Regions from separate parts of the Mus musculus genome. Here region 1 is linked to region 2. Evidence: chromatin contacts called from ENCODE Hi-C or POLR2A ChIA-PET data. All regions are on one chromosome and are shown on one strand. The core of a region is the stretch at or near the end of the contact, and the rest is flanking DNA. Distances in the headings are between cores, read along the strand shown.

Region 1 (6,528 bases), core at 3,517-6,016, 36 kb before region 2:
AACATCTGCCAACCCTAAGGAAAGTGAACAGAATGGCAAAACTTAAACACAAGGCAATGAGCTTTCTCCATGGCCTGTTAACACATCTGCTATGTAAAATACTTATTTCTCACCAAGATCTTTGCTTCTTTGGTCAACTGTTTGCTTAATTTTAAAAAAAAAATTTTTTTAGAGGTTAAGACGACCATTCCTGCTTGTCAACTTGACTACATCTAGAATGAACTACAATCCAGAAATGGCGGTCACACCTGTAATCCAGATCTCAAGGCTGGAAGACACAGGCTTCTGACTGGATCTTGACATGGGGTGACACATGCTTTTGATCCAAATCTTGAGGCACAGTGGCCAGGAATAGCTTAGGCCCAAGCAAAGTAGTACATGCCTTTAATCCTAGGAGACTGAGTCAAGCAGATCTCTGAGTTCAAGGCCAGCCTGGGGTAGAACAAATTCCATATCCAAGTATGGTACTCCTTTAATCTGGGCCATACCTTCTCCTGGAGGGCTACGTAAGGATGATGGGAGAAGGAAGACTCACTCTTCTTCACCTTCTTGCTCTTACTTGCCAGCACATTTGTTGGAGCCTACTCTTCAGGATTCCAGCTTATACGGAAGACCAGCTGAAACAACTGGCCTCGTGGGACTGAGCACTACTAGATTCTTGGACTTCCCATTCACAGCTGCCCATTGTTGGATTAGTTGGACTGCTGGCTGTAAGTCATTACAATAAATTCCCTTAATCTCTAGAGACATTCCATAAGTATGTGACTCTAGAGAACCCTGTCTAAAACAAAGGCTATTCATAAGAAGTTACTAGTTCATATAACTGGCCAAGTAAGATAAGCACTTTGGGAATTCTAATTCTTCAGTGACCTAGGTTTTGAGTGTGGCAAAAGGAAATTCCATGTAATGTCCGCACACAGTTTAAGGATAGGGCAGAAAATTAAAAACAAAGCAAAACAACAAAAACCAAATTCACGAGATTAATCTTACCATTCAAAACACTGCAGTTAAAATGAGGGAGGAGGGTATCTGATGTCCAACTCGCTCTGTATAATTTCCAGAAAATCTGGAGTCAGCATAAGGCAGAGCATGGCAATGTCTTCCACTAGTTGGTTCCCCATGGTGCCAATCATTGCAGGCTTCCATAGACTACATACCTAAGGTCATCCTGGAAATGGGATGCCACCACATCTCAGCAGGCACCTTGCTGTGCTCTGAGTAAGCACCTTACCCAGTTACAATGGACTGTAAGGAACTGGAACTACGGCTCAGTAGGCAATATTTGCACAAGTACAAGATCTGAGTCTCATCTCTGATACTCACAGCAGACGTTAGACAGTGTTACAGACTTGCTATCTCAACACCTGAACGGTAGAGACAGGAAGTGACCTGGGCTCCCAAACTAGCCAGCATAGCCCAACCAGGCAAATACCAGATGCCGGTGAGAGGCCTTGTCTCAGAACAAGGACAGCCATCCTAAGGAAGGATACCCGAGGTTGACCCCTGGCCTCCATGTGTGTATCTGCACAGCTGGACTGTAGGGCTTTGGCAGAAGGAATTGCTGGCCAAACCCTGAGAAAGAATCCAGGCTCCAAGGCAAATTAAATGACTGCTTCTCACTGCTGGAAACTGGTTAGGACACTCTGAAATAGCCTTCAAGTTTTCCCATACTATCCATGACCAAGAACCTCTTCCACAGAAAGAAAAACAGAAATGCCAAAACTCGTCGAAAGTAAAGAAAATACGTTTCCATAGTGGCAGGTCTGTAATCTACCCAGTGAGACCTGGTATCAAAAGACAGAAAGACTAAGAGTTAAGTGTTGGGCTGCCCACATCAATGGAAAATTTCCAAGATGTCCTACCACCACCCCATGCCTATCAATTTATCTGTGGGTACCACTCAAAATAAGATTCCAGCTGAATTCAGGATACACAATTATATCCAAAGTTTAGAAAAAAAAATCTCATTAAGTAGTTTATATGAGCATCTTTCTTTGTTGTTTGTGTAATTCTGATATGAGGTCTCACTCTATAGCTAAAGATAGCCCAGGCTGGTTTCAATTTATAATCCTCCTGCCTCTGCCTCCTGAGTGCTCGGATTAGAAGCATGGGCCACAATAACTGGCCTGTTTCTATGTTTAATTGTGGTAAAAGATACATGATGTAATATTTACTATACTATTTTCTAAGTGTGTGGTTCAATACTGGTATACACATTCACATAGTTCTGCAGCCATCTCTGGAACGCCTTTATACTCCAAAGCTGGGGCTCCAGACCCACTCAACAGCTCCATCTTGCTGCCACCCCTACCCCGGGCAATCACTGCTCTACATTTCATTTTATAAATTTTACACTCTTAAATGGCTCATAAGTAGAATTATATATTTGTCTTTTATGACTGGCTCATATCACTTAACATAATAGCCCCAAATCCTATTCATCTGCTAGAAAATATCAAAACTTCCTACCTTTTCAAGGCTATACAGATCTTTTGTTGCACACACACACACATATCACAGTGTTTGTCCATTCAGAAAGTCTACTTCTAGATGGCAAGGGTTCTGGGGCCCAACAGCACACAAGCTAACAGTTATGACTTTAGAGGGAGGGAAGTAAGGGAGAGATGCTTGACTGTATGACATGTGCACTCTAGGAAAGGTTAAAAAGCTGTAGCTGAGGCTGACTCATCCTCCTTTCTCCATCCCAACAATAAAAGTCCTGTTCCTACATTCCTGTGTATTCCCAGGTACTGAAAGAGGGCTCATAACATAGTTGACATTTCACAAACATGTGTTGACTGATTAATGTAGAACAGGGATAATCATAGGGAGAAATGCTGTATATATATATATATATATATGTGTGTGTGTGTGTGTGTGTGTGTGTGTGTATACATATATATATATATATGTGTGTGTGTATATATATGTATGTGTATATATATATATACACATACATGGTCTTAACTTGAGCAAGCACCATGTGTATTTGCAAAGATTTTTGCCCCTAGGAACTATTAACATTGTAATGTATACAATCTGGATTCTTTTATGTGAAAAACAAATGTACAAATTAAAATATGGCTTTATATATATAAATAAATGTATATGACATATATATGTTCTAAATATATATCATAAAATATACTATATATTTACATATGAAATAAAATATATATTTATACATAAATATATATTTATAAATATAAAATATCTATCCTAAATATATCTTTAGGATATATATTCATTGTTTTAATTTGTGCATTGTGTATTATATACATACACACACATATATAGATGAAATAAGAAACAACCAAGCAAATTCTCACAAGTTAAATCCAAAATGCTAATCTAGCTAAATATCTAATGCTATATTGGTTGTGGAACAATCCAAAGCAAAGAATAAATTAATGCATCAAAGTCATATGGGAGCCTAAACGGCAGCTCATCAAGTATATAAACTCAATTGTCCTGCTAGCCTGATAACGAAGAATTATCTCCAGGTGTCACAGGGGATAGAGAGAACCAGTTCCTGAAGCTGTCCTCGGCTCTCATGGCATCCCGCGGTAATTCACATGATAGTGCTTACCGGGACAAAGAAACTGAAGACTACATTTTCCCTGAGCAGTTAAGAGTGACGCTGTTATGTAGAACAAACCATCACCAGCACGTGTATGACTAGATGATCCCTGCTCTCTCTATGCCTTGACATGACGTCACATCTCAATTCTACTTTTCTCCCTCAGTTTCATTTTCTCCCCCAAAGGAAGGAGGTTGGGGGAAGAGTGATGCCATTTAAGACACTACAGAATTATTGGCAGGATGAAACAGTTAAGTCAGGCCTGATGATGCAGACCTGTTGTCCCAGCTACTGAAAGACGCTGAACAGGCTGCGAATGTAGCTCCATGGTAGAGAGCTTGGATACTGGAGGTCCTAGGACCAATCCCCAGTACAGGAGGAAAAGGAACGCTCTTGCAACTTTGTCAAACACATTAAACATTATCACATCCCACTTAATCTTCAAATAGTACTTTCCAGTTGCTCCAAATGTGAAAGCTGAAGCAAATAACAAAACTTTCAGGGTTACAGGTGGTGATGGAGCAGAGACGTCAGTTCAAACTGCCTGAGAAGAGACCAAAAAAATGTGTCCTATCAGCCCGCCCGGGTTGAAATGAGCCAATGTGTGTGGCAAGCCTGAACTCTGCCTGCACACTTCGGGAACAATAAATAATACTATTTCTCACACAAAGTGTGGAAGTAAAGAAGAACCCGTAAAGGTGACAGGCAGCTTGTTCCCCGGTTGTCCTATAGGACACCCAGCCAGGCACAGCACCTCAAGCGCTGGGCTAGGCGCTGTCACTCTCCAGGATCTAGGAACCTTGATCCCATGCAGGAGCCCCGCAGTAACAGGGACAGGGGCCAATGCGAACATCTTCAGGCCCAACTTTTTACCTTGACCTGCATTCTCACCACCACAGGAGCCGAAGCGACAGCGAATTCCTCCTCGTCCGGGACACCTCCCAGGACTCGATTCCTCCTGGACTCGGACTCCGGAGTCCGGGACTCACACGCGCGCCCTGCCGCCTCGACCCTGGGTTCGGTTTCCGCTCGGCCCTGACCCAGCTCCAGGCCGGTCCCAACTCCCGGAAGAAAGACTGCGGGTCCTGCCCTTCGGAAGGGTCCACGCGGTTGCCAAAACCTCAGCTACGATAATCATGTTCGGGTGGAGACTAGAGGACTTGAAAGCTAGCATTTCGCAAATCCTACCTATTCGAGATCGCAGTTAGATACGCGTGCGCCTGGCTCCACCCACTGCCACCTGGGGCCCTGGGCCTGACCCCTGTTCATAGGAGAGCACTCAGCTGCAGGTCCGGCTTTCATCCTAGATTTTTCCAGGCCAGCAACCAAAACAATGTCTGAGCTTTTGACTGTGGAATCAATCTGGGCTCCACCTGCACATGGACGCTGTCTTTTACAGCCCTGAGGAGTTTTCACAATGCCTGTTGGGCTCTGTTAACGCCTCTGTAGGAAAGACATGACTCCAAAGAAGTTTGGCTGCTGATCAGGTATGGTCACTGTCATCAGACAAATTTTAGATTCTTGGGTCAGAGCTTTAGGTGAGGAGACGGTCGGTTTACGTTCTCTGTGTTTCTGAAATGCCCATGAGTTGCTGAGCATGACGAGAGACTCTTCCGGGCCTCAGTTTACTTACCTATACAGAGAGAATAATAAAGAAAACCCACCTTTCTCACAGAGACTACACTGAACAAACACAGTGACCTTGCTTTATTTATGAAGTGTCATACGGGGCTGGTGAGATGGCTCAGTGGGTAAGAGCACCCGACTGCTCCTCCTCTGAAGGTCCGGAGTTCAAATCCCAGCAACCACATGGTGGCTCACAACCATCCATAATGAGATCTGACTCCCTCTTCTGGAGTGTCTGAAGACAGCTACAGTGTACTTACATATAATAAATAAATAAGTCTTTAAAAAAAAAAAAAGAAGTATCATACAAACGCTCTCCGTTATTTTGGGGAAGAGCTTTCTCTGACTAGGTAGGCAATCTTGACCAAGACTATGGTCAGTGATTTCCAATGTATCTCTATGTATTGGAAGAGGAGACATATGGGAGACATGATACTCAGGGGATTACACATACTATAATGAACAATACTAGGCATTTATGACTTTAAATTAGTGACACCTACTATTTAGTCCAGTCCAAATTTTTGCCTGGTGAGCTCACACTTGCCGACACAGTTAATAAAATTTGTTTCCTCATTTATTTCTCTGTGTGGTTTCAGTGACTTTTTTTTTTTTTTTTTTGCCTTGTTAGTAAATCAGTATGTTGGTATCTTGATGCTTTGTCTATTAAGAAATGAAAAGTCCTTTCCTCTCGTTTACCTCCTCAAATTGTTAATGATCTATAGACAGGCACAGATGCTCTTATAAGGCAAAGCAGAGTCTTCTGACTTGTTCCTTCAGAGATCATCTCTGTTAACACTCTTCACAGCCCTAAGGCCTGGGAATTCAACCATCAACAGACTCACCCGAAAGACTAAGGATTTGGAATGGCACATGCTGCCGTCTCTCAGTGCCCCATGACTACTATCTTCTGCTTTCATCTCTTCAGATCAAGGTTCAAAACCCTTTGAGCCTAAGGTAACCCAAACTGCTTAGATTTTTCTAATGGGCTAGTTTACAAGATGTTTTGGTTCCAAGCTGTATCAAAAACACTGCAGGCATTGTTACCAGACAGATTCAGTGCCGTGCCTCACTGTACAGCTGGTCAGTTCTCCCCAGAGACAAGGTGTGAAGGCCCGGAACATGACTTTATTAGAAAATCTGAGTCAGCCAGAAGTTGGAGACCACCAGTCACCAAGCCTCTCTTTCAGGAAATTTGACTTAGCAGTGTCATATAGAGCCACCTGTGGGTGGTTTGGGGCTACTGAGTACCTCGTGGATATTGGGTGGAAGCAAAGGATGCACATCTGATTGGAAGGCCCAGTCACAGACATGCTTTTCTG
Region 2 (6,483 bases), core at 1,785-4,284:
GACCAGGGTGGGATTAAAAGCTTGTGCCACCACTGGCCGGCTTATAAACATGATAAAGTGAAAAACAATGAATTGACAATTGGTATGACTGATATAAACAGGTCTACCAAGCATTAAGCAGTTTACCTTAAATGATTACAAAATTACTTTAAGTAGTGATATTAAAACTGGCACAACATCCTCAAAATACTCCATGCAAAGAGAACTGCCCCGGAGCCTCACCAGGCTGACGGGTGCTAGTCTCAATCTGAGCCCCCTGGGTGGATCAAAGCCTTCCTACACTGGGTTAAGGTTATACTTGCTACCATAACACCTTCACACAGTTCACTGGAAACCACAATCAAGGTACATACTGTTGTAACAATGAAAGCCAAGTGAGGTTAACTTCAATCTTACTTGTCCCAATATAGCCAAAACATTGTTTCAACTTCAAAACTTAACAGTATGATGCACTCTTTTCAGAATGGAGAGTGTATCTTACACTTCTGGCGCTATCCACAAGTGGCTACCTGTCAATGCTCAGGGGCCACATGGCAACGTGGAGTCCAGGGAAAGCATCCTGCCACCTGCAGCAGCCCTGCAGTCAGCCTTGAAAGGCAGAAAGAATCAGTCTTTTGGGAATTTAATATTGAGATAAAGATACAATAAAGGCAAAAGACATAGGGTGGCGAGATGGCTCAGTACATACAGACACAGACACACACACAGACGGTAAAAACTGGAGAGAAACAGGTCAAGCCTGAATAACTGACAAAAATCGCTGACCCTACCTCATTACAAGCATAAATTAGGATCACTGTGAGAATTAAACATGAGCAGAGTAAATGCACACTATTGCTAGGTATCACACATCCTTAATAATGTGTCATTAACTATTTCTCTAGGAAAACATTTCTGCTGCTATTTAACCATACCATGCAATATTAGCTAAGCAACTGATCTGCATAAAGTTATACTGTTATTAAAAATGCAGCTTATATATAACACATATGCACTCTTGGCTCTGTCTACTTAAAAGTATATGTATACATTAAGGTATCCCCTCTCTATATACACATGTAAGTTGTGCATACACACACATGTGAGTGTTCGTATGAAACAATAAAGGTGACATCCTTAAGTCTGACAACACAAAGCAGGCAAGTACTGTGCTTGGAAAGAAGACACCTGTGGCACCATTTCCTACACAAGACTATCCATAGCGTTAGGGCAAGGATTTATGCCCTCATCTGAGCAAGCAGAAATCAGGCAGACACTGACACCAGTTTGCTTTTTGTTACATCCTTTTCTCCTGGATGATTAGCTCTTAAAACAAACCTTTGTCTTTGGAAGCTAGAAAAGATGGAGAATTCCTATCTTCTCAAGGTTCTTCAGAAGATAAGGAACTCAAGGAGCAGAGCTGACAGAACACTCCTGGGCCTCACGGTCTTCTGCTGGCTGCTACTAACAAGGGAAGACCAACAGGTCTAGCCAACTGTGTCTAAGCAAGGACTGGATGGTGTGGTGTCTGCTTACTGAACGCTCGCTCCCCTTGGCCAGTCAGTCTCTCTCATCACCTGTGCACATAAAGCTAGGGTGCCTGCAGTTACATCCAATACTTCTGCTTAAGAAACCAGTAACTTTCACCTAAAAACAGTGAGTGTAGTATTGAAAGATAATCTCCCTGAACGCCTTTAATCTCAGCACTCGAAAGGCAAGAGGAAATGTGGATCTCTGGGTTCGAGGCCAGCCTGGTCCAGGACAGCCAGGGCTACACGAAGAGAAAATTTCCGTTATCTTATCAACTTTGTTATAAAATAACTAGAAAAGGACACTGAGCAGACGCATGCCAAGGTGGCTGAGTTTGGCGAGCTCTAAGAATCACCCTTGCTTCTTCACCTCATGCTCCACCAACTTATGCAAGAACTGCTTTAAAGAAGGCTCTTGAGTCCCTAAGTCGGGCCAATGCTGTGCGATACATATATAGTATGGGTTATAACTCACTCGAAGGCCGGGCAGTGGTGGCCCACGCCTTTAATCCCAGCACTTGGGAGGCAGTGGCAGGCGGATTTCTGAGTTCAAGGCCAGCCTGGTCTACAGAGTGAGTTCCAGGACAGCCAGGGCTACACATAGATAAACCCTGTCTGAAAAAGCAAAACACTCACTTTAAGTTTTCTAGTCACGTGTCTAAAAATAAAATTAACAAACAGTACACCCAATATGCGGCAAGTTGCTTCGTGTGTAACACAGTTCAGAACCCGACCCTTTATCTTAAAACATATTTGGCGCTCCTACTCTTCTTACACTTAAAACACATAAGTTTGGTCAAGTTATATTTCTAGTGTATTCTGTCTGATCACATGGCTAGCGGCTACCAAAACAAAGCAGCGGAGAGGACAGTGAGTCCAACAATCCATTCTCACAGCACTGAACATTAGGAGTTAACAGGTCCTCTGATGAATGCTACTGGAAAGCATGCTAGAAGTTCTACAGCATTCCCCATCAAATTAAACGCCTCTCTCCCGTTGGTCACTGAGCTGACCCTCTAGGGTCCAGCCCGTCTGGCCCACTCGATGGCCCGACTTCCGCGGCCTGGCACCGAGCTCCGGGCTAGTGAGTAGCGGACCTACCTGGCTGTGCACCCCGTCGGCTACCTGCGGGCTGCCCGCGCTTTCTACTCTGTCGCCGCCGCCCGCGGCCCGGGGTTCCTCCTGCTCGCCAGGAGGTGGCTCTCCGGGCTCCCGGCTACAGCCCTGCAGCTCCTGTCTGTCGTCCCCGCCGCCGCGTCGCTTGCGGGGCGCAGACGCAGGCTCCGCCATGATCCCCGCGTCCCCCTGGCGCTTGAGGGGCCGAGCCGTCCCAGACGGCGGGACCCAGAGCGGCGGCTCCTCGGGGAAGTCGCTGAGCAGGAGCCGCTTCCAAGGCACGCGGAACGTGAGCGGCTCAGCCGCACGCCGCTTGGCCATGGGCCAGGGACGAGGGTCGCGCGGGCGGCGGGCGGAGGGCGAAGGGCAGCGCAGAGCTCGGCTGTCCCGAGGGCGGACGAGACGTTGTGGGGGAGCCACCGCGCAGCGCCGGAGTTTCGAACCTGCGCCGTGATGCGCGCGCACCTGCGCCCATCCAGCACAGCCGCTGGTTGGTGGAGGCTCGCGGTTCGCGTTCCCGAGCGCCCTTGCGGCCGGAAGTGCGCCCTCTGAGGGGGCGGGGCATGGGGATGTGGATGGAAGGAGGCCGCTACCCCCTGGCGGCCTTCTTTTGACTTGCACGGTTGTTCGCATTCCCCTGTGTGTGCGCCTCTCGGTCCCCAAGCGAGGACTCGGGCAGGAGCGGCCGAAAGACTCCGCGGCCTCAGAGGTCCCAGCGGCAAGTGCGCTGGGGCCCTTTCCTCTGTGCTGCGATCCTGGGGCGGCGGAAGTGTCTGCTTAGCCCGCAGCGGCCTGCAGGTTCCAGGACCTCTCCAGTGGGTGGTGTCTTGGCAGAAAAATGTAAACCGTGGCAGAAATAAGTCCGTACTTTTTTTTTTTTTTTTTTTTTTGGTAAAAAGCAAAAAGTAACTAAAGGATAGGGTGCTTGCCTACCATGCCCAAGGCCTTAGATTCTATCCCCAGTGCTGCAAGGATAAGGAGAAAACGCAGTAACCAAACAAAACTAAGGAAAAAACAAAACAAACAAAAAGAAACCAAGCCCATCAACGCTCCGGAGAAACATTCTTTCTAGGGCATGGTAGAGCTGTTTTAGCTGATAGGTACTGTGTATGGGTGTATTTATGAATATGCGCCATGTGCATGCTTAAATATCTCTAGATGTAGTTGTAAGCCATCTACACAGAGAAACTTCCTTCCAGCACTGGGGATTGAACCTACGGCCTTGGGCATGGGAGGCAAGATCTCTATCCTTGAGTTACTTTTTGCTTTTACCGAAAGACTAAAATACTGGCTCAAACAAACCCATCACGGTTTGCATTGGTGGGAGGACAGCAAATAACCAACAAGCACAAACAGCGTTATCGGTAGTGTACAGAAAGTTCTGTTTGATCGCTCCATTTCCTGTTTGCACTTGGTAATTCTTCCACCTGGAACAAATGATAAATTCGCCATTGCCATTTTCACACTAGTGACACAGATGATTTGTTGTGCGGAGACCATGTTCCAACACAATAGAATACAACATGGGCAGGTGTGTTCCTTCTGTTCTCCAGAATCTTGCTGCCCTCCCCCCACCCCGCCCCTCATTCCTTGTGATACTTAGCATTATGTACACAAGGTAGTATAAAGCATATGCATAGCTAAAATGACCGTAACACGCAAGTGTCCCTGCCTGGCTTCAGAAGGGAAAGAGCATCTGTGTGCCTCTTCACTGTCCCGTTTCTCTTTCCTGTCCCCAAGTAGTCTTGTTTCGGACCATGAATTACTACTTCTTTGTAATTTCCCCCTCAGTCCACTCACTTATCTGTATTTCTAAGATGCTTTTTTGGATTTGCTAATATTTTAAGATATACTAAGATCTAGCTGACATACAATACGCTGCTTATTTTTAGACGTGGCATTTTGCCATACATACACATGCGCCTGCGAAGACATGAGAGTGCATCGCCTTAAAAGCTTTATCTTAAAAGTGGTTTGGAAAACCTTTAGTCCTAGCACTCGGGAGGCAGAGGCAGTCTGTGAGTTCTTGGCCAGTCTGGTCTACAGATCTAGTTCCAGGATAGTCACGGCTACACAGAGAGACCCTGTCTTGAAAAACAAAATCTATAAATGCTAAGAGCATTGTTCAAAAATGCGTTGTACAGATTTATTACAAAGTGTTTTTCTGAATGCTTTTTATAGCACCAGAGGTTGTTTATTATTATTATTATTATTATTATTATTATTATTATTATTATTATTTTGCATCCTCATCAGCAAACAATATGGCCAATGTGAAATGGTATCTCATTGTGGCCTCAATTTGCATCTCACCCAATCAGTGAAGCTGGACATGTTTTTTTGTTGTTGTTGTTTTTTTGGTTTTTTTTTTTTTTTTTTTTTTTTTTGTATTTATAGATTTTTGGTTTTGGTACAGGAATCCTTGTTAATTGTTGTAGCTTCCCCTAGCCTTGAGTAGGCTGGCTTTGACCTTGCTGCCAAAGAGTAAGAGACCACCTGGGGTGGAGCCTCCGATTTAGATGGCTCTATTGTTCTGTCACGTGTCACTGCTCTTCTCCAAGACACTGCTACCTGCTGAGAGGCCCTGGAGATATTCCGCAGACAGCATCTAGACATTACCTACAGACTGGCAACAGGCATCAAGAATGGATTGGCGGGCCGGGCATTGGTGTCACATGCCTTTAATCCCAGCACTTGGGAGGCAGAGGCAGATGGATTTCTGAATTCGAGGCCAGCCTGGTCTACAAAGTGAGTTCCAGGACAGCCAGGGCTATACAGAGAAACCCTGTCTGGGGGGGAGGGGAGGGGGAGGGAAGGATTGGCGGGGCATGGGCCTCCCCTCTTTATAAGCACAGACTCTTAGTAAACTTTGGGGCCTTGAACAGACATGTCTTGGCCTCCATTATTTCTCTTGTCATTTCCTTCCATACAGTTCCGGCCTCCCACACAAGAACCCAGTTAGTGTGGCTGCAGGCAGCTTACAATAGTTAATATTGTTCTTTGCCAAACAAATTCTACACTTATATGTGTTTCAAATGACCAGTCCTGTTTTTCTTTGGGTTTAGTCTGCTATAAGGTTGATCCTTTACCATTGGGGCCTCAAGATCACCTGAACTAAAGTGCCTGGTGGCCCAGGCTGGATGGCTACACGTCGGTTAAGGCATAGTGCATCTTTAAAAACTAGACCAGATGTCCTTTTTCTCTGGTTTGTGAGAACCTTTTTATTTAGTATCCTAGAAAAATTCGATTTGGTGTTAGAAATATCAACTTCTTGCTGGAGAGATGGCTCAGTGGTTAAGAGCACTAACTTAACTACTCTTCCGGAGGTCCCGAGTTCAAATCATCCATAATGAGATCTGATACCTTCTTCTGGTGTGTCTGAAGACAGCTACAGTGTACTTACATATAATAACAAATAAATCTTTGGGGCGGAGTGAGCTGAGCCGGAGCAAGCAGAGGTCCTGAGTTCAATTCCCAATAACCATCTGTACAGCTACAGTGTACTCATACACATGAAATAAATAAGTCTTTAAATACAAAAATACCACCTTCTACTAATCTGTGTCTTTTATTTTCATTTTATGGTGAATTATTCGACTTTATTTGTGAGACAAGTTCTTAATATATATCCCTGGCTGGCCTGGAGTTCTCTAAATAGGCCAGGTTGACCGCACATTGATCTACCTGCCTCTGCCTCCTGAGAACTGGAATTAAAGGTGTGAAATAAGACTTAACTTTCCTTTCTTTTCTTTCTTTCTCTTCCTCTCTTTTTCTTTCTTTCTCTTCCTTTCTTCCTTCCTTCCGTTCTTTCCTTTTTTCCCCAAGACAGGGTTTCTCTGTATAGTTCTGCCTATCCTGG

The links. Hi-C counts contacts between places; a loop is a spot of excess contacts on that map. ChIA-PET counts read pairs that join two places held with the same protein, here RNA polymerase II (POLR2A).
Region 1: a map of T-helper 2 cell shows a loop between it and region 2 (2.0-fold over the local background). The contact joins the promoter of Trpm6 here to the promoter of D030056L22Rik in region 2. A Hi-C loop is called at or near these places in 3 of 37 maps with a recorded cell type or tissue (T-helper 2 cell, heart and regulatory T cell). POLR2A ChIA-PET finds 5 or more read pairs at or near these places in 2 of 5 experiments (Patski and embryonic stem cell).

The regions. Positions count from the first base shown.
Region 1 is chr19:18,747,968-18,754,495 of GRCm38, reverse strand. Trpm6 (transient receptor potential cation channel, subfamily M, member 6) reads right to left here and starts at 4,766. Exons shown (of 39, transcript NM_153417.2): 1 at 4,454-4,766. The coding sequence starts at 4,465. Gm41814 (a long non-coding RNA gene) reads left to right here and starts at 4,721. Exons shown (of 3, transcript XR_877745.3): 1 at 4,721-5,067; 2 at 6,015-6,163.
Region 2 is chr19:18,709,786-18,716,268 of GRCm38, reverse strand. It overlaps D030056L22Rik (RIKEN cDNA D030056L22 gene), which reads right to left and starts at 3,034. Exons shown (of 2, transcript NM_001374130.1): 1 at 2,610-3,034. The coding sequence starts at 2,945.